2 separate regions of the Homo sapiens genome follow, and region 1 is linked to region 2. Evidence: chromatin loops called from intact Hi-C (ENCODE). Cell type or tissue: Calu3. All regions are shown on one strand. Links, peaks and the distances in the headings refer to the core of each region. The heading gives the core; the rest is flanking DNA. Region 1 overlaps ACOXL (acyl-CoA oxidase like). Region 2 overlaps ACOXL (acyl-CoA oxidase like).

The links. A loop is a pair of places that touch in the nucleus more often than their neighbours do. Peaks named below come from ENCODE experiments on the same cell type or tissue, not always from the same donor. Only the 100,000 strongest peaks of a DNase experiment are listed, where the experiment ranks them.
Region 1: a loop joins it to region 2, with 7 times the contacts of the local background. A loop is called at or near these places in 5 of 110 quality-filtered maps.

What each region holds. Positions count from the first base shown.
Region 1 is chr2:111,094,050-111,109,228 of GRCh38, forward strand. All of the region lies in intron 17 of ACOXL (acyl-CoA oxidase like), which reads left to right. It overlaps ACOXL-AS1 (ACOXL antisense RNA 1), which reads right to left. Exons shown (of 4, transcript NR_122074.1): 3 at 7,848-8,027; 4 at 4,292-7,094. Among named protein-coding and RNA genes, the nearest start is that of ACOXL-AS1, 14 kb to the right of the region's middle. RefSeq lists an enhancer at 7,054-7,103. In Calu3, for the core only: no CTCF peak of the experiment used is centred there; no DNase peak of the experiment used is centred there.
Region 2 is chr2:111,024,456-111,039,634 of GRCh38, forward strand. It overlaps ACOXL (acyl-CoA oxidase like), which reads left to right. Exons shown (of 18, transcript NM_001142807.4): 15 at 7,172-7,259. LOC124907866 (a long non-coding RNA gene) reads right to left here. Exons shown (of 2, transcript XR_007087182.1): 2 at 10,750-12,467. Among named protein-coding and RNA genes, the nearest start is that of ACOXL-AS1, 84 kb to the right of the region's middle. RefSeq lists enhancers at 7,932-9,131, 12,826-13,055. In Calu3, for the core only: no CTCF peak of the experiment used is centred there; DNase peaks (open chromatin) are centred at 4,476, 5,256, 6,146 and 8,386.

The sequences.
Region 1 (15,179 bases), core at 2,412-10,411, 68 kb after region 2:
CAATTGAGAGGGGAAAATGCAGTTGAAACTTCAGACAGGGTTGATAAAGTGAGGACGATCATAGACATGGAGTACTTAGACATATTAATAAACAATAAAGACTTTACCTGTCTAATGGAAAACCTGGAGAAGTCGTCAGGAACCAGACTACAGTGGACCCTGGAGAACCTTGAAGAACATTTTTCCTTTTCAGGAAAACGGAGGTTACAGAGAAAAGTATATGTAATGATGCTACAGTAATGTATTTCTGTATAACAAATGACTCCAAACTTACGACTTAAAACAACCACCACTTATTATTTGTCTTGGTCCATTTTTTGCTGCTGTAACAGAATACCATAGACTGGGTAATTTATAAAGAAAAGACATGCATTGCTTACAGTTCTGGAAGATGGAAAGTCCAAGGTCAAGGGGCCCACGTCTGGCAAAAGCCTCCATGTAGCACCATCCCATGGAAGGGAAGAGCAAGAGAGGGTGAAAGCGAGAGAGAAGGAAGGGAGGGGTTGAACTTATCCTTTTATTAGGAAACACTCCTGAGATGACAGCATTAATCCATTCATGAGGGCAGAGCTGTCATGTCCTATTCACCTTCTAAAAGTCATACCTCTCATCACTGTTGCATTGGGGATTAAGTTTTCAACACATAAACTTTGGGGGATACATTCAAGCCACAGCATCATTTCTCATGATTTTGCATTCTAGACAGAGTTCAGCTATTAACAGACAGTGCTTCTGCTCAATGTGGTGTCTGCTGGGGCTAAGGGTTCACAAAGACTTCTTCATTCTTATGGCTGGCAGCTCAGCTAGGATGACAGGAACAGACGGGTAATTGTCTCCTTCCATGTAGCCTAGTTTGGGCCTATTCACAGTAGGGTAGTTTCAGGGTGGTCGAATGTTTTATTTGATGGCTTCCAGGAATGAGAAAGTAGAAGATGCCAGCCTTCATAAAGGACAGGCCCAGAACTAACAGTGTTACTTCCACTGAATTCTATCAGTCAGAGGAAGTCACAGTGCCAGCACAGATTCACAGCTGGAGGAGAGACTTTACCGCTTGATGTGAGGAGTAGCATGTACATGCTGGGAAGGAAAGAATTGATGGCAGCTATCTTTGAAGACTATTTCCCACAAAGAGAGTGCCCACTTTGGGAAGATGGAAGAATACTTTTTAATTAGAAAAAAAAAAAAAAACCTACATAAGGGAAGATTTTAAATCTGTGCCACCAGGTATTTCAGTGACACAGAATTAGATAAACAATATGCAATATATCAGAGGAATATTTAGTGAAGGAAATGAACTTTCATATAAAACATTGAAGTGCTTTTGTATTTATTTTTCTTTTTCTTTTTTTTTTTTTTTTTTGAGTTGGAGTCTTGCTCTGTCACCCAGGCTGGAGTGCCGTGTCATGATCTCAGCTCAGTGCCACCTCGGCCTCCCGGGCTCAAGTGATTCCTTGCCTCAGCTTCCTGAGTAGCTGGGATTATAGGCACCCGCCACCATGCCTGACTAATTTTTGTATTTTTAGTAGAGACAGGGTTTCGCCATGCTGTCCAGGCTGATCTCCAACTCCTGGACTCAAGTCATCCGCCAGCCTTGGCCTCCCAAAGTGCTGGGATTACAGGCGTGATCCACTGCACCCGGACTGCTTTTGTATTCTTACAGTGCCACATGCTTTCCACACTTCTCACTTATTGGATCCTCTTAACAGCCTGGGAAATAAGCAGGCAGGAGCCAGCCACTTTGGAACAAGCTTTATCTGTAGGGCTATAGGACATCTCAAAGCCTTCTTTGTCACATCTCTGAGCTGGCAACCCTGAGTACTCATCCCATTTGCTGGTGTCCCCAAAGGGGAGAGGATAGTAGAACTGGCACAAATCCTTCCTTTCCCACTGCCACCATACCTCTTTGCAGGGATCTCAAGGCTTTAGAGAAATGATTTGCAGCCATTCTTCACAAAAAATATCTGGGACCCTTGGTCAATTGAAAGTGCTAAATGAGAATGTGCTTGCAAAGAAGATTAGAGGAGGCTGGGCTGATTGGTATTACTAACAAGGGTCCAGGTGTTTTCACATGATAGCTCTCCACATTTACTGATTCTTTCTTCAGATGCATCTAACATTCTGGTTACCCCATCCTCCCAGTTTTTAATTCCAATTGTTAGAATTTTTATTTTTAAAATTATTATTATTATTATTATTATTATTATTGAGACAGAGTCTTGCTCTGTAGCCCAGGCTGGAGTGCAGTGGCCTGATCTTAGCTCACTTCAACCTCTGCCTCCCGGGTCCCCATTCAAGCCATTCTCCTGCCTCAGCCTCCCAAGTACCTGGGATTATAGGCACGTGCCACCACGCCTAGCTAATTTTTGTATTTTTAGTAGAGACGGGGTTTCACCATGTTGACCAGGCTGGTCTTGAACTCCTGACCTCGTGATCTGCCCCCCTCAGCCTCTCAAAGTGCTGGGATTACAGGCAAAAATTTGTTTTTATATCATGCATGTCACTTTTTCGTTTCCTGTTCCCCAAAGATATATTCAATATTGTATTTTATTTTTTATACGTTGAAACTTAGCTGTTTTATAGTCTGTAGCTAATAATTCCGATACCTTAAAATCTTTACAAGTCTATTTATTTTTGTGTCTTGTTTCTTCTGTGTGTCTGGTTGTCTTTTATTGTGTGTTGGTCATTTGTTTTGAGAAATAATGTGTAAGATGTACATGAAGTCCTAATCGAAGGTAATTTTCCTTTGAAAGGCCTCTGAAAACACTCTCAGTTTGACACCTACCTTAAACCAAATTCAAGGCTTGGGCTTTTCTGGAAGACTCAGATACTCACAATAAGGGTAGCAATGTTTTTACCCTCCCCCTGTGGATATAGCTCTTTGACATCCCAGCTTGTCACGGTGAGGATCTGCTGTCAAATTTCTTGCTTAGTGCTGACCCTGATTTTTTACTATTATTACCTCCTGTCACCTGCCTGACCACCATCAAGCTGTCAGTGAAAATTCAGATTTTCTGGAAATGGCAAACACCTTCAGGGAAAATGCAATTTTCTGACTTGTTTATTTCTCTGGGTTCCCATTTTCCTATAAATTTTGGCTTTATTGTTTTGTCAGATCATTGATGCTTTGAAGATGTTTTCTGTATTTTCTTCAAATATTTTGGTTGTTTTCTGCAGAAAAGTTGGAAAAAAAAATCTAGCCCCCTGTTCTCAGAAATAGAAAGTTGCTTCATTGTTATTCTATATGACCCCACAACAACCCGGTGAAAAATTTTCATTACTCTTACACAGAGATGAGAAAACTGAGGCCCAAAGTGGCCAAGTAACTCACTCAAAGTAACACAGCTAGCAAAAACTCCTATCTCTCTGACTGCAAACATTTTCATTTATTTTATCTGGATAAAAATCACCATCAGAACAACAACCACATCCAGCACCCAGTTCTTGATTTCTAGCACCGTCCTCCAATAAAAGGAACCAGGGTCCTTGGAGAAATAGCTGATTTTAGGGCTGGCCAGTGAATGCACAAGATGAGCCTGGAGCATGTTCTGGTGTCAGAAAGTAAGAAAGTCCTTGAAAAACAAACAAACAAAAGCTTGTGATGATGGCAGTATGTTCCAGGGACACAGGAAGGAGCCAACTGAGAGAGCTCCTTCCCAGTGACCAAGGCTGGAACAATTTGAGCAACAAAAATAATGTAATATTGGGTTATAACTCCAAGTATATAGTAATTAAGCCCAAGTCCATAATGATATGAATAAATGATTAAGCAAATAAATAAATGGGGGAAAGACACATCTTCCTTGCAGAAGAATCCCAAATAATATTTGTAGGTATTCCTCCCTCCAGGAGGTAAAGCTTAATTCCCCTTCTCTTTAGTGTGGGTTGGACTTTAGCAACTTGCTTTTATTTTAAAGAATAGATTATGGAAGAGAGAAATACTTATTTTACAATGGAGAAACCTGGTAGATCCTAACCAAGTGATTAAGGTACATATCAAATGATTAAGGTACATATCACCAGTGATAACATCATGTTGATAGCATGTACTCTGTGGTGTGATATGATGAAAAGAACACTTCCCTCTTCCCTGAAACCCATAACCCAAATCTAAGCGTGAGAAAACACATCAGACAAAACAAAATGGAGGAACGGTCTACAATTCAGGGGTGTCTAATCTTTTGGCCTCCCTGGGCCACATTGGAAGAAGAGTTGTCTTGGGCCCCACATAAAATACACTAACACTAGTGACAGCTGACGAGCTAAAAAAAACAAAAATCACAAAAACATCTCATAATGTTTTTTAAAAAGTTTATGAATTTGTACTGGGCCACATTCAAAGTTATCCTGGGCCTCATGTGGCCCATGGGCTGTGGATTTGCCAAGCTTGTCCATAATACCTGCCTAGTACCCATTAAAACTGACGATGCATGGAAGACGAGAAAAGACTGAAGCCATCACAGAGCAGAAGAGACTCAGGAGATATGGTAACTAAATACAATGCAGTATCATGTATTGAATCCTGGGACAGAAGAACATGAGTAGAAAAACTGGTAAAATCTGAATAAAGTCTATAGTTATTAGTAATGCATTAATATTGGTTTCCTAGTTTTTACAATGAGCCATAGTTATGGGGAAACTGGGTGAAGGGCAAATGAGAACTCTTGTTATCTTTGAAACTTTTCTGTAAATTTGAAAGTATTCCAAAATAAAAAGTTTACTAAAAAAACAAAAAGTTAGCATAGGGAGATAGCAATCAGCCTAAACTGTTTCTAAATAAATAAAACTTTCCAGAACACCCAGGACTTATACCGACGCTCCAGTCTGATGGAAATTAGAAATGCATATATATACTTAAAAATTATCTCATTTCATTCTCATTAAGACCTTCAAGGAAAGTAAGGCTAATATAATCCCCATTCAACAAATGAGTAAAACTAAGAAAGAGAGACATTAAATGACTGTCGAAGATTCTAGCTGAACACAGAAACCAGAGCTCCGAATCCCAAATGGAGGTGGGTTAAGCTCCAGGCATCACCCATTTGTAGTCCTCCTTGTTCCTTTGGCACACTCTAGGGCACTAGATGCCCTGAGGAGTTCATATGCTTCTCCAAAGCAGGCAAAATCCATCCACATATTCAGAAGGCAGTGCAAGTGCCCAGTTGTTCAACCGAGGCCCCACAAGAGAAGGAGTTGGGTTGAGGTTTATTTTTAAAATTCCAATCCCCCACAGTCCTTCAAATCAGATAACTAATGCCTATTCTTTTGTCTGGAACTTCAGTGTTGTCAGAGCAGGTCCATATTCATTCTTATATCATCCTCACAAGCACCCTTTAGTGTGAACAGCTGTTACTCCCCTGTAGGCACAGAGAAACTGAGGTTGACTTGCTGCTCAGTGAGCAAATAGTAAGCTGGGGCTTCTATGGCAGATTTCGGACTCCACTCCACTGCTGTCCTAGTGTCTCCCTAGCTGGGGAGGAGGATGAGCTGCTCCCCCTTGCTGCCCTCTCTGTGAGACCTTGGCTCGAAGGCCAGTGGTGGTGCCCCCGGGGCTCCATCCTAACAAGGTCTCTAAGTACACAAGATTCCTGTGTCCTGGCCATTAAGCATTTTTGCAGGGGTATGTAGAGAACAATTGTGTTCCTTGTTCTTGGAAAATTTAGTGTCCAGGCATTATCCTGTTTCAGTCTTCATTAACCCAGACATTTGTATTTATTTTGCTTCAGATAATTATCAGCATTAGTGAGTAGCTATCAGCTGAGACTCATTTTAAGGAAGAAAGCCTTTCAAAATGACCCAACAGTTAACAATTGTATATCTCCATTAAAACTGACTTCATTTTGCTTTTTAAAAAATAAAGCAAAGATCTCAGCTTCTTAAAGTGGAGAATTTTAATGCAAATGGCTATTTGACTGATAATCTCTTACTTTATTTTACACCGTGCCTTGAAGTTGACTGAAGTTACAGTAGCCTTATTTTGTTCCCTGAACTCCTGGACACAGCTGTCCTGCTCTGCCAGTGCCTGCCTGCATTGGGACGTATGGAAAAGAACAAGTACTTGTGAACATGTGGTCAGCCCATGCTGAGAAATCAATGCAGGAGGAAGCTTTTCAGTCTACCTGTGTTGAGAGAACCACAGCCCAGCTGTGGGTTGCAGATCAAAAAAGGACCCTATTCAGTGTGGTGAAAATAATACTTAGCAAAATGTTGAATCAGGTTCTATTTCCTGCCATGAGCTCAAATAATGGAATCATGTGAGCATGCAGGTGATGAAGGACCCACAGGGAAGTGAGGCAGGCTGTGTAACCCACGCACAGCAGGGAGGAAGGCCACTCCACCTCCCAGGGAACGTAGTGAATTGCCTGTAAAATTAGCAGTATTGAAAAACCAAAAACTCGTTCACTAAGAGAGAAAATAAATACTGATTGTAACCATGTCCAAGAAATCTGGACACCTCCCCCATATTTGATCATATTTACACCCATAGCTGCTACTCTCACCCACATGTTGCCTTCACGTCCTATTTGAGTCATGACTGTCAACTCTGAGATGCATCGTTTCTGTTGGCACCTTAGTGCACCTGAGGCTTTCTCCATGCCTCTAGGGCTGTTTTCATTTTGGTGTCCCCCTGATTTGCTAGGTGAAGCCCAGATTCACCAGCACAAGCACAAATCCTGTTTTGCACCCTTGCTGGGAAGTGGACACAGGAGCAGTTGCATCAGCCAGCAGCCTTCGTCTGCCCTACTGAAAGGAGCCATTCGTTTCCTCCCTGAGTGAGGGAGAGCTGCTCAGGAGCCCAGCTGCAATAAGGAGGCCAAGGAGGGCCTGCTGATGACATGTGATTGAGATTCTGACTGTATCTGCTCAAGTCTAAAATGACCACTAGGGTTGGGTTTTAGTTTCAGTTCAGTCAATCAAACCGTTGAATCATAGAGGAAGAAGAGCATTCAAGCCTGTTGATTGATGAGTCATTCAAGTAGTTCTGAGTAGACATTGCCAATGGCATCTTGCTTTATTCTCAGGAGATGTGGCTTGGAGGAAGAATGCGCAGAAGTGTGGTAGACACCAGGCCCCCAAGCCAGGATGCTGCTTGGCTCCTTTGAACGTAGAAGATGGATTACACTCGTTTACTATTTTAATCTAAGCATAAAGTATAAATGCAGTCACTGCTTAGTGTCACAAAGGCTTGTGATTAAAGAACACACAAAAAAAAATTAGGAGAGAGTTCTAAGCTGGAAAGATGGTGCTGGGATATAGCCCTTCTCAAATCTGAACTTCAAGAAAAACAGATAGCCCACACCCATACCCGCCGGGCTTAGAAACAGTACATGTGCCCTGAACTTCCTACAAATGCGGTGTTGGTTGTTTTCCATGCCACATTGAATGTTTCTTTTTAATGAACACTCAGATTTCCCATCCTTCTATTTCTCATTCCCCAGACCACCTGGATCAAGAGACACATTCAGACGCTAGAATTGAATGTAACATGAACTAAGGTTTAGGCACAGCATATTGAAAGCATTCATTGGAGTGGGGAAGAGAGATGGGGTTTCTCGGTCACTCACCTCCTACCCATAGACTTCTGTTTTTCTCTGTAATGAATTTGAGGGAAAAAAAAAAAAAACTGTTTCCCTCACCTCCACTCCATTCACCCCACCCACCCCATCCAGTAAGGCCCATCTGATTTGGCTTCAAGGCAGTGAGAACCCCTGGCTGTGTCATCCTGACTGAAGCTGGCATGAGGTGTAAGCACAGGGACCTACTCTGCCAGGGTGGGAAGGGACAGCCCCTGGCTGTGGTCAGTGAGTTGAGGATGTTATTGAAATGACATTGAAATGGAGTGATCATACCGGAAATGCAACTGGGAGTCACATTTTTAAATCCTCTTTGATTTGAAAGCATCCCCAGAACTGGTTTTAACCTAGCTTCACATCTGTAGGACTCCTGGTTCACCACCTCTTGGAGACAGCAGGGACCAACTAGAATGTGGGTGTCTCCTGTTCCACCTTCTCCTCCCAGTGCAAAAGACTCTAAAACAGGGAAATAGGGAAAATATGAGTACAAACAGTGTCCTGCTAAGAGACGAGAAAATCTCTCTTTTCCCTTCCCCCTTCCATCTGCTCCTGACCTTGCATGCTCCTCAGTGGTATAAAATACATTGCTGAACCTATAAATGCAGACCATTCAAGTCAGGTTAAGAAAATCTAAATGGGATTTGGTTTCTTCAGTTTGGCCAGTAAAAGGGACCCTGAGGTCACCCTGCTGCAATCCCTGTTTCCTCATGGCAGCCACCTGGTCCACTCTCATGCTATGCCTCACAGTACAGCTTTGTGTATCTGGAGACTGAGCTGGGATCATTCTATTTTCTTCATTCAAGGGTAACTAATAAGCACAAGAGAGGGCAAATTGTTTTGCTGAGCTCCAGCCTCTGAGTTTCTCTGGCAGCTGCATTGTCCTGGTCTCCTTGGGGAGATGCTTAAAGTGCTGGGAAATTGGGTGCCCTTCTCCGTGAGTGTCTTTGGGTTCATACCCTCGGTCCAGGATGCACAGTGAGAATTTCTGACTGGTGAAACTTGTACCTAAGAATAGCCATGTTGCACAAAAAAAAAAGACCTCTCAGGAGATGAGACTCATCTGAGTCCAATCAGACTCCAGTAATGCAGTTAAGGATAGTGGATTTTATTATGATTCCAGGGAATTTAAATAAATTACTGAACTTGAAACAGAAATGACCCCAGTATATCCATTTTTGTATAAATTGATATTCTAGCTAGAAATCAATAATTTTTATAGTGTAAAATGTGTTTGTAGTTGCTTTTCTTTTTTCTGATGGTAAGTTACCTTTTCCCTTTGATTTTACAGACGAGACATTGCTGTGGCCTGTTCCATTTCACTTCTCTTCCCTTCTCTGGGGGACTCAAAGTGTTTGGTACTTAGTAACCATTAAAAGATAGCACATAGGGGCCAAGCGCTGTGGCTCACGCCTGTAATCCCAGCCCTTTGGGAGGCTGAGGAGGGCGGATCACTTGAGGCCAGGAGTTCAAGACCAGCCTGGCCAACATGGTAAAACCCCATCTCTACTGAAGAAAACATGAAAAATTAGCCAGGCGTGGTGGCATGCGCCTGTAATCCCAGTTACTAGGGAGGCTGAGGCATGAGAATCACTTGAACCTGGGAAATGGGGGTTGCAGTGAGCCAAGATTGTGCCACTGCACTCCAGCCTGGGAGACAGAGCTAGACTGTGTCTCAAAAAAAATTAAAAAATAAATAAATAAAATAAAAATAAAAAAGCATGTAGGGGTGACCGCATTTTAAGACACAGAGAAGGGACAGGACTTAACTTGTGAGAGCCGATACATCTGTGGAAGGAAATTAAGGACTCTTTGCATCTTCCTTTCCTGGACAGCTAGTCATTCACATCACAGATTGTGGCCTTGAACCGCTAGGCATTGATTCCATTAACCTAATTGGCTATTGCTGAGACAACATAAGTAAAAATGTCCAGTTCAGGTGTATGACTTTTTCGGGACTTTGGGGATGCAGGTGTCCTATTAATCTGCATAACGGTTCCATGAGTGAGTTCCTTTTGTGATAATTTAGCAAGCTGCTATATACCTATTATGCTTCACCTAAAAAGCATAAAAGGAAACAAAAAATAATCTCCTGGTGCTTATATAAAACATTTTTGTTAAAATCTAACTTGAAAGTTATTCTGTGATTTTTTTTTTAATGAAGGTCTTTTTTAAGAGAACCATAAATTCACAATAATGCAGAGATTTCATGTCCCTTTACTTAGTTTCCCCCATTGGCAACATCTTGTACAACTATAGCTTTACAATATCACACCCAGGATTTTGATACAATGACATTGATACAGTGAAGATACAGAGCATTTTTGTCACCACTTGTGGCTCCTATAGCCACACCCTCTTCCCTTCCTTTACCCTCTCTTTAATCCCAGGTGACTACTAAGCTGTTCTCCATGTTTATAATTTTGTCATTTCAGGAACGTTGTATAAATGAAATCACATAATATGCAACCTTTGGAATTGGCTTTTTTCACCGAGCATAATTTTCTGAAGATTCATCCAGGTGGTCGCACATATCAATGGTCTCTTCCTTTTTATCGCTAAGTAGTATTCCACACTACACATGGACTGCAGTTTGTTGAACCACTCACACATTGAAGGATATGTGGATTGTTTTCAGCTTCTGACATTTAGGAATAGAATAAATAAAATAAATTTCATTTTCCCATACAGGATTTTGTGTGAATATAGGTTTTAATTTCTCTGTAGTAGATGTTCAGGGGTTCCATTGCTGGGTCGCACGGTAGGTGCATGTTGACATTTTTAAGAAATTACCAAACTTTTTTTTAGAGTGGCTGTAACATTTTACATTCCCACAATCAGTGTAGAAGTGATCCAGTCTCTTCACATCCTCACTAGCATTGGGTGTTGTCATTACTTTCTATGTTAACCATTCTGATATGTATGTAGTATATTTCATTGTAGCTTTAGTTTGCATTTACTTAATGGCTAATGATGTTGAGTATCTTTTCATATGCTTATTTGCCATCTGTATGTTCTCTTTGTTGAAAAGTTTGTTCACTTCATTTGCCCATTTCTAATTGGATTGTTATTTTTTTAAACTGTTTATATGTTCTAGATACTAGTCCTTTGTCAGATATGTAGCTTGCAAATATTTTCTCCTAATTTATAGCTTGCCTTCTTACTCTTTTAATATGGTCTTCAATAGAGCAAAAGTTTTTAATTTAATAAAGTCTAATTTATCCATTTTTCCTTTTATGGACTGTAATGTACTTTTACTGTCAAGTCTAAAAACTTTTCACCTATTCCTAGATCCTGAAGGTATTATCCTATGGGCTTTATCTAAAAATTTTATACTTTTACATTTTTCATTGAGCCATGATCCATTTTTAGTTACTTTTTATATAAGGTAGGAAACTTAGGTTGAGATTCCTTTTTGCTTGTTGGTTTTTTTGTGTACCAATGTCCAATTGCTCCAATACTAGTAGTTGAAAAGGCTATATTTCCCATGTTAAATTGCCTTAACACCTTTAAAAATTAGTTGGTCGTATTTGTATGGTTCTATTTCTGCATTTTCCTACTTTATCTATGCATCTGTGTGTCTATCCCTTCACCAATACCACATGGTCTTAATTAATATAGTTACATAAGTCTTAAAATATGGTAGTTTGATTCCACCTCTTTATTATTTTACAAAATCACTTTAGCTATTCTAATTCCTTTGCCTTTTTATAGAAATTTTAGGATAATCTTGCCTATATTTACAACAAATCTTTCTGGGATTTTGATAGGTATTGCATTAAACCTGTAAGTTAATTTGAGGAGAAATTTCATCTTACTGTGCTGAATCTTCCAGTCTCTGAATATGGTATGTCTCTCTACTTATAGAGATCTACACTGATTTATTTCGTCAGCATTTTACTGTGTTCAGCACACAAGTCCTAGTCTTCTACATGCTTTGTTGGATTACATCTATGATTGTAAATGGTATTGCATATTTAATTTTAGTGTCTGCATATCCATTACTATTATATGGAAATAAAACTATTTTTATATGTTTTATATATTTTATATGTTTTATCAACATATATTTTATATGTTATCTTTTATCCTACGATCTTGCTCAACTTGTTGAATCTAGAAGTTCTTATAGATTCCTTGGAATTTGCCATATAGACAAACATGTTATCTGCAAATAGAGACAGTATTTCACTGTCTGTGTTGACAATTCTTTTCTTTTAGCACCTGAACACATTTCTGGCTTTCATAGTTTCTAATGAAAATCTGCTGCCAATTGTTTTTTTCTCCCTTGTAAGTAAAATGTCATTTCTCTTTCTCTGCTTTTAAGATTAAAAACTATTTATGATGCTATTTATGATGTGCCTTTGAATAAATTTCTTTGGATTTATGCTGTTTGGGGTGGGCTCAGCTTCGTGAATTTGTTGCTTTATCTCTTTTGCCAAATCTGGGGAGTTTTCAGCCAATTTTTCAAGTACTTTTCTGCCCAGCCCACTTCCTCTTCTCTTTTCAGAACACTGATGACACTTAGGTTAAATCATTTTTTAAAAATAATTACACACGTTCCTGACCCTCTGTTCATTATATATTCAGTCCATTTTCTGTCTATTATTGAGGTTCAGTAATTTTATTGTGCCATCTTTCAGTTCACCAATTCCTTCCACTGTCCCCTCCATTTTGCTGTCAAAACCATCCACTGAGTTTTTAATTTGGGTCATTGTACTTTTCAGTTCTATAATTTCTATTTGGGCTCCTTTGTATCTACTTTTCCATTGCTAAGATTTTCTGTTTCTTTGCTGAAACTTTTTTTTTTCATTGATTTCAAGTGTGTTTATAATTGCTCATTGAAACAGTTTTATAATGACTGCTTTAAAAACTTTGTCAGATAATCCCACTATCTCTGTCATGTTGGCATTGACATCTATTGATTGTCTTTTTTCACCCAGTTTGACATCTTCCTGGTTCTTGATAGGAAGTGACTTTTGATCGAAACATGAACATCTTGGCTATTAAATTATAAAACTCTGGATCTTACTTAAATCTTCTGTTTTAGCTGGTTTCCTCTAACACTGTTCCAGTGGGGAAAAGGGGGTGCATCGCCTCATTACTGCCTTATAGGGATAGTAGTCTAGGTTCTCTACTTAGTCTCTGTTGACATCCAAAGGGCTGGGGACTCCTTGTTATTTCTGGGTGGAAGTGGGAGTTTTAGTTACTAACTAGGCCTCCACTGACATCTCACTGATGGGGAGGGCAGGAAAGCCACATTACGGTTCCCTAAAGGGCCTTTACTCACACTGGCAGTGACTCTGTTACCGCCATGTGATGACTAAGTCTTGACTCCCACTAGGCCTTCTCTGACAGCACCCCATCTGGTAAAAGGAAGGATGCCTCTCTACTTCCAGGTTGAGGTGGAGGTACCAGCTCCCCATGTGGTCTCCGCTGACACCATGGTGGGTACCTCACTATAGCGTGTTGTGGCTGTAAGAGCAAGCTCCCCCATTTAGCCTTTAGAACTATGGCAGAGGTTGGGGGCATGGAATGCACAGTTTGTTCAAACTAGGCTTTTGTTAGGATTTTTGTGTACGTCTGTTGGTGGTTCCAGGTTGCCAGCTTTTTTTAGCTCCAGTGTGGGATACATGAGGCAAAAAGAAAATGCAAGGAATTCACCACTGTGTCATTCCTTGAATCCTATGCTTCCTAGATAGCCTGATTTCTCTTCACCTCTCAGAATCTTCTAAGATTTGTTTTACATATAATATCCAAGGATTCAGTTGTACTTAGTAGGAGAAATAGGGAAAAACATATCCATCTTCTTAGAAGTGACTTTAACTATAGTTTTTTTTGTTGTTGTTGTTGTTGGTTTTTTTGGTTTTTGTTGTTGTTGTTTTTTGAGATGGAGTTTTTGCTCTTGTTGCCCAGGCTGGAGTGCAATGGCACGATCTCGGCTTACCACAACCTCTGCCTCCTGGATTCAAGTGATTCTCTTGCCTCAGTCTCCCAAGTAGCTGGGATTACAGGCATGTGCCTCCACGCCCAGCTAATTTTGTATTTTTAGTAGAGACAGGGTTTCTCCATGTTGGTCACGCTGGTCTTGAACTCCCGATCTCATGTGATCTGCCCGCCTTGGCTTCCCAAAGTGTTAGGATTACAGGCGTGAGTCACCACGCCCGGCCTTTGACTACAGTTTTTGAGAAGAGAAAATGGTATCTGAAAGGACTGGAGAGCTTTCTGAGTTCGTTTGGGCCCAGATCAGTGTTCTCCATGGAACTTCAATTTTTTGAGCCCCATTTGATTAGAACCACCCCAATCCCTCTGTCCTCATAAGAAGTCTGCCTTTAACTGTTTCTTCCAGCAGCAGTACTTACTTGACTTTATGTAGACAATCCTTTCTAATCTTTGCTGGCTTGAGAACCATTCAATCTTGATTCCTATGAGTCTAAGCCAGTAATTTTCCTAGGGAAAGAGTTGACCTTTCTATGGCAAAATTAGGGAAATAAAATGTATCGGGTTTTTCATAATGCAAGATAAGTTTTCTTTAAGAGATTATATTATTATATTCTCCCTATATTTTAGGTGCTGAAAGTTACCCTTTAAATAAAATAATAATCATAGACAGTTCTTTTTTGTTATCCTTACTTGACAAAAGAGATAAGTTGGCAATCTCATGTTGGTTCCCCCCAAATTGCTTTGTTTCCCTTTATTTTTCTTTTAATTTTAAAAATAGAGGTCTATTTATATACATTGAAGTGCATGAATCTTTTTTTTTTTTTTTTTTTTTTTGGAGACAGAGTTTCACTCTTGCTGCCGAGGCTGGAGTGCAATGGCACAATCTTGGCTCACCTCAACCTCTGCCTCCCAGGTTCAAGCGATTCTCCTGCCTCAGCCTCCCAAGTAGCGAGGATTACAGGCATGTGCCACCACGCCTGGCTAATTTTTGTATTTTTAGTAGAGACAGGGTTTCTCCATATTGGTCAGGCTGGTCTCGTCCCGACCTCAGGTGATACCGCCCGCCTTGGCCTTCCAAAGTGCTGGGATTACTGGCGTGAGCCACCATGCCCGGCCGAAGCGCACAAATCTTAATGGTGCAGTTCAGCGAGTTTTGACAAATAGCAGACTGTATAATGCAGATCTCAGTCATGTTAAAGAAAGTGTCCATCACCCAATAAATTTCTCTCAGACACTTTTCCATCAATTCCTCACCCTGACCCCTGAGTTTCTAACTTTATTATAAGAGCTCAGTTTGCCTGCTCCAGAGCTTCGTAGGAATGGAAGCAGATAGATGTAGGTTTCTTTTGCTCAGTATAATGTTTCTGAGATATTTGATGATTCATTCCTTTTTTAAATTAATTTGTTTATTTTTGCTGAGTAGTATTTCATTGTATCGGCTCAGCCCATCTGTCCTCCCAAATGCTCATCTCTCTAGAACTCACCTAATCAGAGTCTCCAGGAACTGGCCTTGTTACCTCCAGCTGACCTCAGCTGCATCATTCCATAGGTATTAAGGTGCAGTGTTACTTATACTCATCTGTGGGAAGAAAAAATAACTGAAGACTTAAGACTCACTTCTTTTTTCTTTCATTAACACAGTTTGTATTGAAAAAAATGTTTATTCTC
Region 2 (15,179 bases), core at 3,536-11,535:
CACTGGCAACCACCAGAAGCCAGAAGAGGAAAGAAAGAACCTTCAGAGGTGGCATGGAACTGCTGACACCTTGATTTCAGACTTCTAGCCTCCAGAACTGCGAGAGAATACATTTCTGTTTTTAGCCACTAGGATTGTGGTAAGGAGTTACAGCAGCCCTAGGGAACCAATATACCTCCATAGTGCAGCCTTTAAAACTGTTCTCAAGGTCACATGGTGGCTGAGTTCCAAGCAGGTAGGTGCAGAAAGGACAAAGAGAAAAAGGCGGTATCTTGTTATCAGGAAAACAGTAGCTTTTACAGAGGAGCTTCCCGGTAGACAACTGCCTGTTCTCATTGGCAAGGGAGGTTACATGTCTAACCCTAGCGGCTAGGGAGTATGGGGAGGTGAGATTTAAAAAAAAAGAAATCCATTTTTATATATAAAAATTATATAATATATAAATGTATAATAATATATATTACATATAATTTACATGAATTAAAATTAACCAATTTTAAATGTACAACTAACCAGTTTTGACAAATGCATATGTCATATAACCACCACTAGCATCTGGATATAGGACATTTCTGTCACCCACAAAGTTCCTTTGTGCAACTTTGCAGTCAATCCCTTCCCCATCCCCAACTCCTGGAAACTACTTATCTTTCTTTCATTGTAAATTTGCCTTTTCTATAATTTAATAGAAATGGAACAGCTTAGGTTTGTTCCTCTTTATTGTGAAGTGGTATTCGTTTGTGTAGGTGTATACAATTTGTTTACCCATTAAGCAGGTGGTAGATGTACGCACTGCTTCCCGTGTTGGCTATTATGAATAAAGCTTCTGTGAACAATTTTATATGTGACTTTATGTGGACATATGTTTTTGTTTATCTTGTGTAAATACCGAGGGGTGGAATGGCTGGGTTCTTCTATAGGTATAGGTTTAACTTAATCAGAAATTGCCCAGCTGTTTCTAAAGTGGCTGTAACATTTTACACTCCCATCAGCAATGATTTTAGTTGCTCCACATCCTCACCAATACTCGGTTTTGCAAGTCTTACTCATTTTAGCCATTTTAGTGGGTGCGTAGTACCTTCTCATTGTGGTCTTAATCTGCGTTTCTCAGATCTTCTTCATGTGTTTATTTGCTATTCATTTTGTCTTCTTTGGTGAAGTGTGTGTTCAGATTTTCTGTCCATCTGTTAAACTGGGTTTTGTTTTCCTGTGACTGAGCTGTAGATGTCTTTACAAATTCTGTACAGAAATCCTTTATTATATGAGATTGCATAGATTTTTGCCTCATCCATTACCTGCCTTTTCATTTGCTTCACAGTGTATTTAAATTTTGAAAACATTCAAAATTTGTGTCTTATCTCACAAAATCTAAACCAAGGTCACTAAGATTTTCTGTTAGGTTTTCATCTAGAAACTTTGTAGATTTAGTGTTTACATTTAGGTCTATGATTCTCTTTGGGCTAGCTTTTGTATATGGTATGAAGTAAAGGATAAGGTTCATTTATTTCTTTGTTTTTTCATGTGGATGTTCAATTGTTTTAGTGCCATTTGTTGAAAAATTGTTTTCCCCTCATTCAATTACCTTGGTACCTTTGTAGAAAATCAGTAGACCATATACATATGTGGCTCTGTTTCTGAACTCTCTACTGTGTTCTATTCACTCATGTTTCTATCCTTACCCCAATACCGTACTGTTGCGTTTACTATAGCTTTATAGGAAGCCTTAAAATGAGGCAGTGTGAATCCTCCAATGCTTCTTTTCTCAAAATGGTTTTGACTTTTCTAGGTCCTCTGTATTCTTTTACAAATTTTCTAATTAGCTTGTATGGTTCTACCATACTCACACAAAATAAGGTCTGCTGGCATTCATTTTGATTGGCATTGTGTTGCATCTATAGATCAATATGGGGAGAAGTGACATCTTAGCAATATCGAGTTCTCTGACCTATGAACACAATGTATAGTTCTCCGTTTTTTTAAGTGGTCTTTTAAAATTTCGTTCTGTGAAGTTTTTTTAGTTTTCATATATAGATCTTACATTTTATAAAATAAAAATATATTTTATAATATAAATATAAAATATATTTTATAAAATGTATCCTTAAGGATTTCACATTTTTGATGCTATTGTAAATGGCATTTTTATTTTGAGTTCCAGTTCATTGCTAGAATATAGAAATACAATTGATTTTTGTATATCAATCTTGTACTTTGTGCCTTTCTTTAACTCAGTAGTTCCAGTAGCTTTGTTGCCAGAAGATGGGCCTTGATTCAAATCCCAAGAGGGGGTTCTTGGATCATGTGCAGGAAGGAATTCAAGGCAAGTCACAGTGCAGTGAGAAGAGATCATTTATTGAAAACTACTCAGTTACAGAGTAGGGTGTCCTCAGAAAGCAAGAGGAGGAATGTGCAGTCTTTGTGTTTTGTTGTTGTTGTTGGGTTTTTGTTTTCGTTTTTTTAAGATAAGGTCTCCCTCTGTTGCCCAGGCTGGAGTGCAGTGATACGATCATGGCTCACTGCACCTTGACCCTCTCAGGCTCAGGTGATACTTCCACTTCAGCCTCCCAAGTAGCTGAAACTACAGGCACCCACCATCACGCCCAGCTAATTTTTGTGTTTTTTGTAGAGACGGGGTTTCACCATGTTGCCCAGGCTGGTCTTGAACTCCTGGGCTCAAGTGATCCACCCACCTCAGCCTCTAAAGTGCTGGGATTACAGGCGTGAGCCACCACGCCTGGGCCATCTTTGTTTTAAACCCTTCTTATATAGGGGTCTTATCTTTGTAAAGGCTAAGCTAAGTTCTGTCTATGTGTGGGAGAGCTGACAGCATGGCAAAATTTACTATTCTGTTGATTTAAAGAAAATTATTCTTTTTTTTTTTTTTGAGACAGAGTTTCACTCTGTCACCCAGGCTGGAGTGCAGTGCCATGATCTCGGCTCACTACAACCTCCACCTCCTGTGTTCAAGCGATTCTTCTGCCTCAGCCTCCCGGGTAGCTGGGACTACAGGTGTGTGCCACCACACCCAGCTAATTTTTGTATTTTTGGTAGAGACAGGGTTTCACCATATTGGCCAGGCTAGGCTCGAACTCCTGACCTCGTGATCTGCCCACCTCAGCCTCCCAAAGTGCTGGGATTACAGGCGTGAGCCACCGCACTTGGCCCCTTGTTTTTTTTATTGAATAAGTACCTCAAAGCATAAATATAATTATCTTAAAATCATATATCGTTATGGTTATTGGGACATCTGGACTTTCCTTTGTTGTAAGATTGTGTTCTTTCAGGTACATTTAAGCTGTTTTCTCAACTGTAAACATCTTATGACCATGGTTCATGACTGGCAAGGAATGTGCCTTGCTAGTTTTAAGATGGAGTTGATTTTAAAATGATGTCACCTTGGTTCTCCTGTGCTCCTATTTCTCTAACAGCTTTATTATATATTTCTTAGGCTGGGCACAGTGGCTCACACCTGTAATTCCAGCAACTTTGGGAGGCCAATGCTGGCAGATCACTCGAGCCCAGGAGTTTGAGACCAGATCCAGCAACACAGCAAGACCCTATCTCTACTGAAAATTCAGAAGAGTTAGCCATGCATGGTGTTGTGCACCTGTAGTCCCGGCTACCCAGAAGGCTGAGGTTGGGAGGATTGCAAGAACCCAGGAGGTCAAGGCTGCAGTGAGCCATGATCATGCCACTGCAGTCAAGCCTGGGTGACAGGAGTGAGACCCTGTCTCAAAAATAAATAAATAAATAAATATTTCTTAAGATTTTTCTACATAGACAATCATGTCTTTTTGAGTGGAGTCAGTCTTACTTACTCCTTTTTGTTTGTTTTGGAGTTTTTTTGAGACAGGGTCTCACTGTGTCACCCAGGCTAGAGTGCAATGGCATGATCTTGGCTCAGTATACCCAGGCTCAAGCAATCCTCCCACCTCAGCCCTCTGAGCTCCTCGGCCTCCCAAAGTGCTGGGTTTGCAGGTTTAAGCCACTGTGCCTGGCCTACTTATTCCTTTTTAATCTCCTTTAATTTCCTTTTCTTGCCTTATTGCCCTGGCTAGAATCTCCATTTTGGTGTTGAAAGGAAGTGCTGATAACAGAATCCTCATCTTCTACTTGAACTTAAGGGGAAAGCACTCAGCCTTTACCTTTAAGTATGATGTTAGCTGACATTTTTTGTAGATCCTCTGCAGGAAAGTATTTTTTTAATTGGCTGTATGGCTGCCCAAATCTATTTGAGGCTTTTCAAGAAAAGAAAGGCGAATGGATATGGGGAAACTTCTTTATGCATTCAGCTCTTTGTCTTAGCTGTGTGATGCTTTATCAGGAAATAGTCATATCTTTTCATTCAAAGATTTAAGTATGGGATGTTGTTGATATTAAATGTGACCATGTGTGATCATCCATCTTTATAAACAGCATGCTTGGGAGGGGCAGGTTTTGCCAGGGAACTAACTCACTCTCAGTCCATTGGGAGGCAGTGTAGCCCATGGTTAGGGATGTGGGCTCAGAGGCCTGGGCACCCTGTTCCAACTCAGCTCTGCAACCTTGTCCAAGTTACTGAACATTTCTGTGTTGCAATTTCCTACCTGCAAAATGAAGATCTTAATAAAATCTACTTCCAGAGCTTCTGAAGACTTAATGAGCAAATACAATTAAGTGCTTAAAACAGAGCCTGTTTTCTGGTGCATTTTTAAGAAGGACTTAGTTGGCATAAGACTGTATTTACACATAGGTTTTCAGTAGCATGTTTATTGCCTGAAGCAAAGAACAGCCATATCATTTTTTAAATCCCCTCCTGGAACCTCGTATTAAGGTTTTTTTAAGATGAGAGAGTTGATTTCTGTTGTTTCACAATATTGTTTGTGCAATACATATATTTTAAAATCTTGTGCATTGCATAGGCAATTAGAGGGTTATAATGGTTGCCAGCAATACTCTCGAAGTTAATGCTGTCTCTGCACTTGGAGGCCGAGCCAGAATTTGACCTTCTGATGCGTTCATTTTGACCACTTGACAGCAGAATGGTGTGTAGAGCCTATACTGCTCCTAGGTCAGCCCATCTGGGCGTGAGGATCACTGTGAAGCCCGCAGTTGGCTTCAGCCTCTTATTTCCTACCAATAAACTCTAATTCAAGGGGACAGAGGCTTCTCAGTCAGTTGCTTTCCTATTCTAGGAATGCTGCCTTTCCATCAGCATGCCCCAAGACCTGGGTGCTCTTCTTCCTGCCTGGGGCGGGTCTGGAGGTGGGGCCAGGGAGCCTCTTGCCAGCAGGGGTGAGGTTACACTGAGCCTGCTCCAATGTCCTGCAACAGCACCAAGATATTGACATATAAGGAAGAGCACTTGGGAGCTGGCTGGTAGGCCTTCAAGGGGCCTTTCCTCTTCACTTGAACTTGTTGTGGTTTTTTTTCCTTTTTCCTCATACTCTGAGGGGTGCAGTTGTAGCCAGCTTTGCACAGGGCTTTCTGCAAAGTTTCCCACCTGAAGTCCCTTCTTCAGGCAGGGGTCTGCATTGCACAGCCAGTTAGTTTTCTGTCCCTGGTTTTCTTTTGATCAGGCCAGTGAAAAACTTACTCTACACATTGAGTTTAAAAAAAAAAAGCAATTAAAAAGTGCCCTTGATTCTATTTGGACACATGTGCACAGTGTTTTATTCTTCTCTGCCTCCCATGCAATGGTGGGGGATAGTCGGTGCATGATTAGGAGGTTAAACCATATTAACTGGGATTTCCTGGTGTTGTCCTTTACAGTGGAATGGGTAGAGCTTCAGCATCTCCTTCCAGAACTTCCAGAAGTGTCTGGCCAGCTCTTGTCCTCCCCCTGCCAAGATGTTCTGCTGCAGGCTGTTCCCTGAGAGTTGCATGCATCTGCCACACCCTTTCAGTTGTAATTGTGACACCAGTGCAGAGAGATATCAATTCAGGGAGCAAAGCAGACATTATCCTTTCCCTCGATTGTCATGAGATGCCCCAGTTAGGTGTGGATCCCGAGGCACCCATGACATTGTCCTCCAAACTGTGCCTGCGGCCCCAGGTGATGTTGCTAAATTATACATGGGTAGAGGCTTTCAGCAGCGCTGTTTTTCCACCGGAGCACAAAGCACTGTGTTACAGCAGGGATTTTACATGTGGATCTCCAGGCCCCGCAGAAACCGCAGAGCTGCAGGGAAGCAAGTAACTATTTAACTGAGAGGGCACGTCAGGGTGTGAGTTAAATACAAATGAGAAGCAGATACATTGAGTGTAACTTTCTATTTGAGTTATTTCCTTGAGCACAAAAAAAAAAATGCTAAAAGTTTAAGTATTAAACCCATGTGGTTTTCGAAACAAAGAAAGTCAAGAAGGAACAAAGAAAAGTTTTACGGGCCACATTTAACTCTCCTGTCTGGTCAGATAAGAATCTGAGACCTTCAGCTCCTCCTAAATGATGGTAATTACTAGTTTTGTGATTCGGTATCTTTCTGTTCTCTGTGCCTTCTTCATTCTTATTTTACTCTAGTTATATTAATATGTCCTCACTTCCCTCCAACTAAAACACAAAGCAAAGAAAAAAGACTCGCTTCATTAGAGTGATTGAAAGACTATCTTGCACAGAGTAGATGCAGAAAAGCTATTTGTCACATGCATAAATGACATCCCCATCACTCTGGATCCTATCTCCAGGTTTATGTTAATTCCTCACATATATCAAACATGGCAGCTAGTCAGTGCCAATTCTTGAGACATAACATGTTTGAGAAACACTTTGGAAACAAATGGAAGCTCCTGACTGCAAGGGAAGGAAGGAGGGAACGTGGGCTGGTTATGTTGAGGATTAGATTCAAGTAGTTTGTTCTGGTATTTTGAATTCTTCAGGCAGTAAGTGACCCAATCAGAACAGCCTCACTTGATCTGTGCCTGCATTCTCCCCTTCACGTGTTTCTCTAACGTCTGTGACCTCCATTAGTATAAATTAATATAAGCATGGAAACAGGGCTTCTCTACATGTATGATATTTATTCATCTAACAAGCAGTTTTTGCAGGTCACAGAGGCCAGCCTACAGAAGGTTCTGCACTGTGTCCATGCTTAATGTAGTACTGAAAATTTGGATGTTTGCCGTCTGTCTTGCTATTAAGTTAGACTCTCTCACAATATCCTCAATGGTGATTTTTCTTCTGTCGATTGGACAGGTAAAGACCAAGAAGGAGGATTTTTTCCATGCCTGGAACTCGTGTCTGCACCACGTGGCTTCTCTGTCCCTGGCACACACTCACCGAGGTCAGTTGGCTCCTGTTGAATATTTGTAATTGAGTGACTCAGGGGTCTACGGGTCCCTGGAGACACAGCTCTGCAGGGAAAGGACAGTCCCAACACACAGGGAAGGGACAGTCCGTGTGTTGAATTTAGGGCCCCAAGTGACTTACAGAGACTTGAAGCTTGTGGTAAATCAACTCCCAACTTACTAGGAACACTGACCATATGACACCCACAAAGCCTGATGCTAAACCAGTCAGGAACAGCTCACTTAACACAACCTGACAATCACACGAAGCACTTGACAGGAGCCAGTTGGCAAAATGCCTGTCCCTCAGAAGTGGCCCTCTGCCTGACCATGATCTCGTTCCTAAACGGGAGGGTGTGCACACAGATAAAGTGAGAGTGTTTTAACAGGGGTCCTGCCTGAGGAATTTTAAGTGCCAGAATTACTTAGACCTCATCATCAAATTAGCAAGAAACTGGGTCAACCTTCTAAAGCAGTGGTTCTCAACCAGGGGCAATTTTGCAACGTTTGGATGTTTGGCAATGTTTAGAGACGTTTTTGGTTGTCACACTGAGAGGGGTAGTGCCACTGGTGCGCAGTGGGTGGAGGCCAGGGATACTGCTAACATGCTACAGGGCACAGACCGCTCCCCTGCAACCAAGAATTATCTAGCCCCAAATGACAGTAATGCTGAGATTGAGAAACTTGAGTATTCATTTTGGCTTCAGTCGACCAAAATAGCAAAATAAAATGAAACACTGAACACCAAGTAAGATCCATGACGGCTTATCATTGAAATTATTGTTTAATTTCAAGAATCGTCAGTTTGTTTCTCATCATGTCCTGATCTATGGGAAGAAGCTGTTAAAAGAGAAAGGCCAGTTGTTCACTGAGTTGGTAGCTTTATGGGATTTTTCATCACACTGGGTCACTGCTGGCCCTGGGAGGGCTGGGTTTGGTCATACCACAGCTTGCATCTGGGGCACTATCTCATGGGATGGAGATGGGCTCCTCGGTGGGATCAGGGCAGGTATTATGGCCAGGAACCTAGGAGTGTGCCTGCGTCCAACACAACCTCCCAGCCTGACCATCCCCCTTCCTCCCTGACTGGGCAGTTCCAAAAGAGCAAAGTGCATGTGATTCAGTGCCATGTGACTATACCTGCAGGAATGTGTGGGAGCCGCCCTAGGAGCTCTGATGAGAGCTGGATTGGAGTGAGTGCTTTAGGCTCAGACTGAGCCCAGCTTCTTCCTTCCTTCTAAGGACCAGCTCTTGGGACCTTGCACCTTTGGGTGAGCCTCCTAACACAGGGCTCTGGAGTAAACGTGCCGAGAGCACAGGTTTCTCATGGGACGGGAAGCAGGGGCCCCATGGGAACACCTCCCCAGAGACTGGTCTCCACCCAGTGACCACACTCTGAAATGACCATGACCGCATTGGCCTTCCTGATTCTGACTGAGTTCCACTTTCTGCTTCCTGGGACATGGAGGAGGAGCGAGGAGAGGGACCAGGAGCATCAGGGACTATGGGTCATGAAGGCACAGGATTGGGTCCCGTCATTTGCAGACTCAACATTTTTAATGTATTGCCCACCCACAGTGTATCAGGCTCAGAGAAACTGACTTATCTTAATTGAACTCAAAAATGAGTCATATTTAAATCTAAATGCCAGTTTATTCATCAGAAAGAAAATCCAGCCACCAAGTCATCAGTACATGCCCTATCTGTTCTACGAGCATATCTTCAGATAGAATTCAGTTATAATTAGGAGGTTGCAGGAAGTCACACTATCAAGACAGCTCGTGTCCTCAGGCCTGGCTGGAGATCTGAGTGTCCCCTGTGACCTGCTCCAGACCCTAGAGCCCACAGTGTGTCTACTTCCCTGGACTATCTCCATACACTCAGCATCAACCTCATTCCTTTAAGAAATTTATGTAAACCACCCTTCTTCTGTTGGTGGGTTATTTCTTCAGATTTGCCGATCGGGTTGAAACATATCTGGGGTATGAAACAGTACTTGAGACACCCTGATTGAAGGCGACTGTGTCTTGGGCCTTCTCATTCACTGTAGGTAGACTTGTACTGGCTTCACTCTCAGGGGTGGTGTGGCCCTGGCTCCTCCCTCTGGGCCCCTATGTACTGACCACAGATATCGCCCTTCCTGGGACATGAGGATGGACTATATGGACTCCTGGTGCAAAACTTCTAAGCATTCAGAAATGTGATCAAGTTTGAAAAGGAAGGGGGAAGTCAAAGAATCACTGCACAATTCATTTCACCTTAGAAACATGACAGTTGAGCCTTGGGCTGCACAGCCTGCTTGCTGAGAGCACAGTGGAGCTTAGTGAGGACTGAGGATGGGGGCTCTGGAGTCAGGTCACCAGGTTCAGATCCCGGCTTTACCTCTACCAGCTGTGTGACTGTGAGTGAGTTACAAACCCTCTCTGAGCTTCAGTTTCTTCCTCATTTATAAAATGTAGAGAGCATGATATTTACCTCGTGGGGCTGTTGGAAATATTAAATGAGACAACGCTCCAAAGCTCTTGCCTTTGCATCTGGCTCTTTGTTAATGTTTAATAAAACCTTTTTATTACTGCTAATCACTACTCTAGGAAAACCTTAGTTCTTATAACCAAAGTAGAACATTTTCGACCTTGTTCCTTAAAGGGAAGAAAAAGAGGAAAATGAAACAGGTTAAGTCTGAGTGTATGAGGTCTTCACACCCGGAGAAAATATCAAGGATTTGATGATGGCACAGTACAAAATAAATCCAAATCAACCCTGAACCTTTTATTGGTTCATAACCACAGTAGCACAAGTGATTATTTTCAGGAAACTGGCTTCAGGTTCAATGTCAGATAAAGAGGACTTGGAAGTATAAAGAAAGTAATGGAAGAAAAATCATAAGAATTAGTTCAATGACAGCATTTAGAAAGCCCAGGAATGTTTTGAAATCGAGAAATCCATCTGTAATGAGGAGGTCTGTACAGAACGGGTCCTAAAGATAAGGATGCACTAAACATAACACTAGCCAGTAAAATTTCACCAGCGTATCATTACATTCAAATAGCATGTTACCCTCTGGCAGAGGCCTCCAGGGGATGGGAGAAGAAGTAGAAGGAGCCCATCTGTCTTCAGTGACCAGACCCAGATGTTGCCTTTGGAGCCTTTTGAAGGAAGAATGCATAGGAAGGAAGAGAAGGATCAGTCTGTTAAAGCACAGTCTTTTTTTTTTTTTTTGACGGAGTCTCGCTCTGTCGCCCAGGCTGGAGTGTAGTGGCATGATCTCTGCTCACTACTCTGGGGACTACAGGTGCCCGCCACCACACCCAGCTAATTTTTTGTATTTTAGTAGAGACGGGGTTTCACTGTGTTTGCCAGGGTGGTCTCAATCTCCTGACCTCGTGATCTGCCCACCTCGGCCTCCCAAAGTGCTGGGATTACAGGCGTGAGCCACCGTCCCCGGCCTAAAGCACAGTCTTAATGTCACCCCAGATGACAATGAACTCAGAATTTAGCCATTTTTATTAGGAACAAATGGAAAAACACCTTCTGGCATCTGTCTCCGTTTGTCACCTGAAAACTAGGGAAAACCGTGTTTGAAATAAAAATGTTAAGCAGTCTCTGGTGGTTTCCGTAGTGGGATGTAACTGTTACAATGATAAATCGTTATTTTTCTGTGATACACATTTTTGTCTTGCCCTAGAAAGTGCAGCTCTGAAGCCTTGGTGCTGTCTGAACCCCTAAGGGTGTACCAATTCCTAAACAAAAAAGGAGAAAGGAGGCACTTTTATTAAATAAATTACATCCACTACTTTCCAGCTCTGTGCAGAATTGTCTCTTGCTTTTCTCATTCTCGAAGCTTGTGAGTACTTCTCATTATGCAGCAGGAAGTCCTCTTTCTGGTTCTTAATAAAGTGACTAATAATTTAGAATGTTCATATTAAGAGCAGGTTGTAATTATAATTAGAATATATAATAATGTGGATTTCTGCCTATTGGGGATTAATTTCAGACTCCTCTCAAGGATGTATTTGTTTTGAAACAAGACTTTCTTTGTTAATAAAAACATGATCGCATGCATTATTAAAGCATTATTTCTGTATGTTATCCATTAGTGCTTGTTGCAGTATTCTTCCCGGGATCAGCATTTTCCTCTCAGTTGTTAGTGGGGCTATTCTTTATATAAACTACATTCACCTTGGTTTAGCTTTAGCTTTGACATTCATCCTCTAGGAAATTACGGGAATATCCCTACCGCCTCCTCAAATGTGCATTACATTATGCAAGCTCAGATAAACAAAATGCCACAACATCAGCCAGTAGTCCTGTGTGAATCTAGGTACTTTCCCCTTTTCACTCAACTAAATCCAAGATCATGAAGGACAAACCCGACTTGGGGTAGAACCAGAAGTTGTAAGACAACACTTCTCATTCTTTGACTGTTGGGTTTCTGCAGTGTTTTTCTGTTACTACTGGAGGTGGAGGCCTGGAGGGGAGGGGAAGAGTGGGAGGACCAGAGGTGCTAGTTGGCTGTGACACCTGTGTGCCTTCCTCTCCCCCAGTACCCATCTGCTGGTGTGTCTAACTTTAGAGAAGTCTCATGTGGCCCCACACAAGTGGCCTGAGGGAGGGAGGAAGGGAGGGAGGTAGGGAGGGAAGGAGCCCTGGGTGCCACTGCCCCTGCTTCTGGCCCCTGTCTTTGTCTAGCACCCGTTAAATGTGTGGGCAGTGGAAACCAGTGAGAAGGTCTGTTGCACCAAGAATAGGCAGATGGAATTCACTGCCAAATCCCAGTAGACCCAGCATCTTGGAGGTCCCAACATTGGGGAAGAGAAGGAATGTCCCCTGGCTTTGTTTTCTCTACTTCAGTCACACGGCCAAATCCTAGGCCTATGAGCAGTGCCTTTGGGAAAAAGGTGAACCTGGGAGTTGAGGGTCACCATTTCAGAGAGTGTGTGATGGCTGGGAGCAGCCTGGGGAGTCGAGGGAGTCCAGGGACACTGGGTCTCTGATGCTTGAGGTCTGGAAATCCAGGAGCTGGCAGAATATGGAGGGACACGAAAGTGAGAACTCACCTTCTGACTATACTCACACACAAAATTGCTTTGAGAGAGAGCGACGAAGCTTGTGGCCAATTGGAAGTCGGAGGGAGGCGCCTGGTGAAATGGAGACCAGCAGAAGTAGGAGCATGGAGGTCCCTTGTGCTCACATCAAGGAGGGCTCTTAGACAAAAAAGATGAGAAGGAAATTTGACTGGATGGAAGCATCGTAGTATGTAAAAATCTGGCAGAGCATGCCACTTTGCCAAAGTGGATTTTAATTTCATGGCACATTGGCCAAGAGACATGGGAAGAGAAGGTTTAAGAACACAGACTGCCCAACATGCTAGTAGCTCTGTGAAAAGCTCTCCTCTGACATCCTGCAGGTTGTGCCCGTCGGTCTTCATGCTGGGGTTCCCTCCCCAAGCTTCTCCATCTCCCCAAGCCATGTAGTTGAACTTCAGGTTTGGGTCAGCTGGGCCCTAAGAAGACCCCAAATGCTGTTTTCTGAAGAAGTGCTGTCACACCCCTGAACTTGGGAGCTTGTCCCTGAAGAAAGCTGTCTTTAGAGACTTCACTGACTCACTCTCCTTTGAAGGAAGTGAGAAATTCTGAGGTGGTTTTTTATCACCAGTGACCTGAAGACTCTGTTGCCCTGGGGAGAGGGGGAAGAAAGGCAAAAGCAAAGTCTGACACCCGAATGATGTGTGTTTTATGGAGGACTCTCAAGAACAGAAGTTAGTGGCTGTACTTGACCTAGATGCTAATGAAATGCCACCCTTTGAGCCCAGTCTAATGGCCAACACACAGCCATCTGTGTAATAATCACAGCCATCACAGCCATCTCCATCTATAGAAAATATTCTCTTTGCCAAAGACTCGCTAAATGCTTGGCCCTTGTAATTTGTTTAATCTCCACAACAACCTTGCAAAGCCCACTGAGGAAACTGAGGCTCAGAGGGGTGAACAACTGCTTGGGGTCACACGCTAATAAGCTGTGGCGTTATGACTTTGCCCCGGGGCCAGTTAACCCTACAGCTTTCCCCAGACAGACAGTGGAGCTCCTCAACCCCATCCACCGCACTCTTTAAGAGGTTTCTTTCCCACAGATGAATCCCAGAGAATGGGGGTTCTGGTGTTCTTGAGTTTTTGAAAGTCTTTCTTTGTGCATTTATTTATGGTAAAGTTAGCACGTACTGCTTCCTACTACTCTTACTGGATTTGCCTCCGAACAATGCTTCTTGTTTTTTTCTATTTCACAGAGTTTCTGTGAGGATTAAATGAAATAACATGGGTGGAAGCCCTAGGACCGTATGGAGCAAAGGGAGCCAACATTCAGTGAGGGCTCAGCCTATCAGGCCCTGTGCAAAATATTAGGGACAGAGCAACTCTAATCCCCCACTAGGCAGTGAGGAAGGAACCACTGCCTTCTCAACTTTCATCTGAGGAAACCGAGGCACAGAGAGGTTAATGAGTTGTCTAAGGTCACACAGTTAAAAGAGGCAGAAGGAAGACTCAAATCCCAGCAGGCTGCTACCATCTGCCCATGTTGCAGGGCTCCCAGTGCTCGTTGGAGCTGAATCTGGGAGCTCAGCATTTCTAAAGAAGCAAAATAAAATAAAAAATAAAATAAGCCCTTCCCACTTTTTAAATGTGTTTCCCACTTTTTAAATGTGTTTTCGCTCCTTTGTTTCCCACTCTGTGATCAAAAAATTGTACATTGTATGATGGACTGCAGAGATCTGGTCTACAGCCCCTGTTCATTTAACTTCTAATATCTAAGTAGTTTCAAAATATGGTTACATTAGTACCAAAATTGATGGGCAAAAGTAACACCAAAAGTAAAAAAAGAAATTATTTGCACCAAGTATACTGTATTTGTGAGTTTTCCACTGGGAACAGGATGGAGAATAAGACCTTCCAAACGGTGAATAAAAATAAAAGTATAGGAACTCTTGATTTATCATACACACTCTAGATATAATTTTGTATTTAAAAATATTATTCCATACCACATATTGTAAAGTTAAATATGTTTGCAGTAAACATACATTTAAATTTAGGTTTTAAAGGACATGTTCTAATCTCACAAAACATTTAGCAAATAACCTTTGAGCTCACATGAGCCACCCACACAAAAACCAAAATGAACTATAGAAAAAAAACATAGAAAAAGCAACTGTCTGTTGACAACCAGATTTTCTTTCAGCTCTTTGAGTTTTTCTTCTATAAATAATCTGTATGTTTCAAATGTGGCCATCTTCTTTAAAGGTGCCTCCTGGCATGTTCTCATTTCAGTGTGTCTTAAAAACAAGAATTAAATGTGTAAATCATGGAAACTATTGAGTTTTTGGAGGGGAGATCTTTAAGATACATGCTTTTTAGAAACCAAAAGTGTCAAAATGAAGCATTAAGATGATGTATTATTTCTTCAATGCATCTGTTTATCTTTTGTGAAATCTCAAGTTTGATAAATCACCAGAGATAAAAACATCATTTTTAACCTATCAGAGATCACAAGTGCCAGGAGGAAAAATAGTGCTTTGTCTCCTCTTTATGAATTTACCTCTCTCTTTGCTTATGACTTATGAGATTTTATTTGCAGAGAAAACATAATGCTCTATTAACTTGAAAATGATGGCTTTTACTCGAAACATGAGAACCAAAAAGAAAAAAAAAAAGGCAGCGTTTATCCTCTGAGATACAATCGTTTAACAAGTTTTGATATCTACTTAAAGTGGCACAGAATGTTAGAGGGGGAATATGTTAACAAGGTAATTAAAAGTGAGGTTTTCACCAGTATTTCACCTTTGTCTACTGACACGTAGAATCTCAGCTCTGGCTTATCAAAGCAGATATTGAATACTTTTGAATTTTTATATAACATTAGTGTAA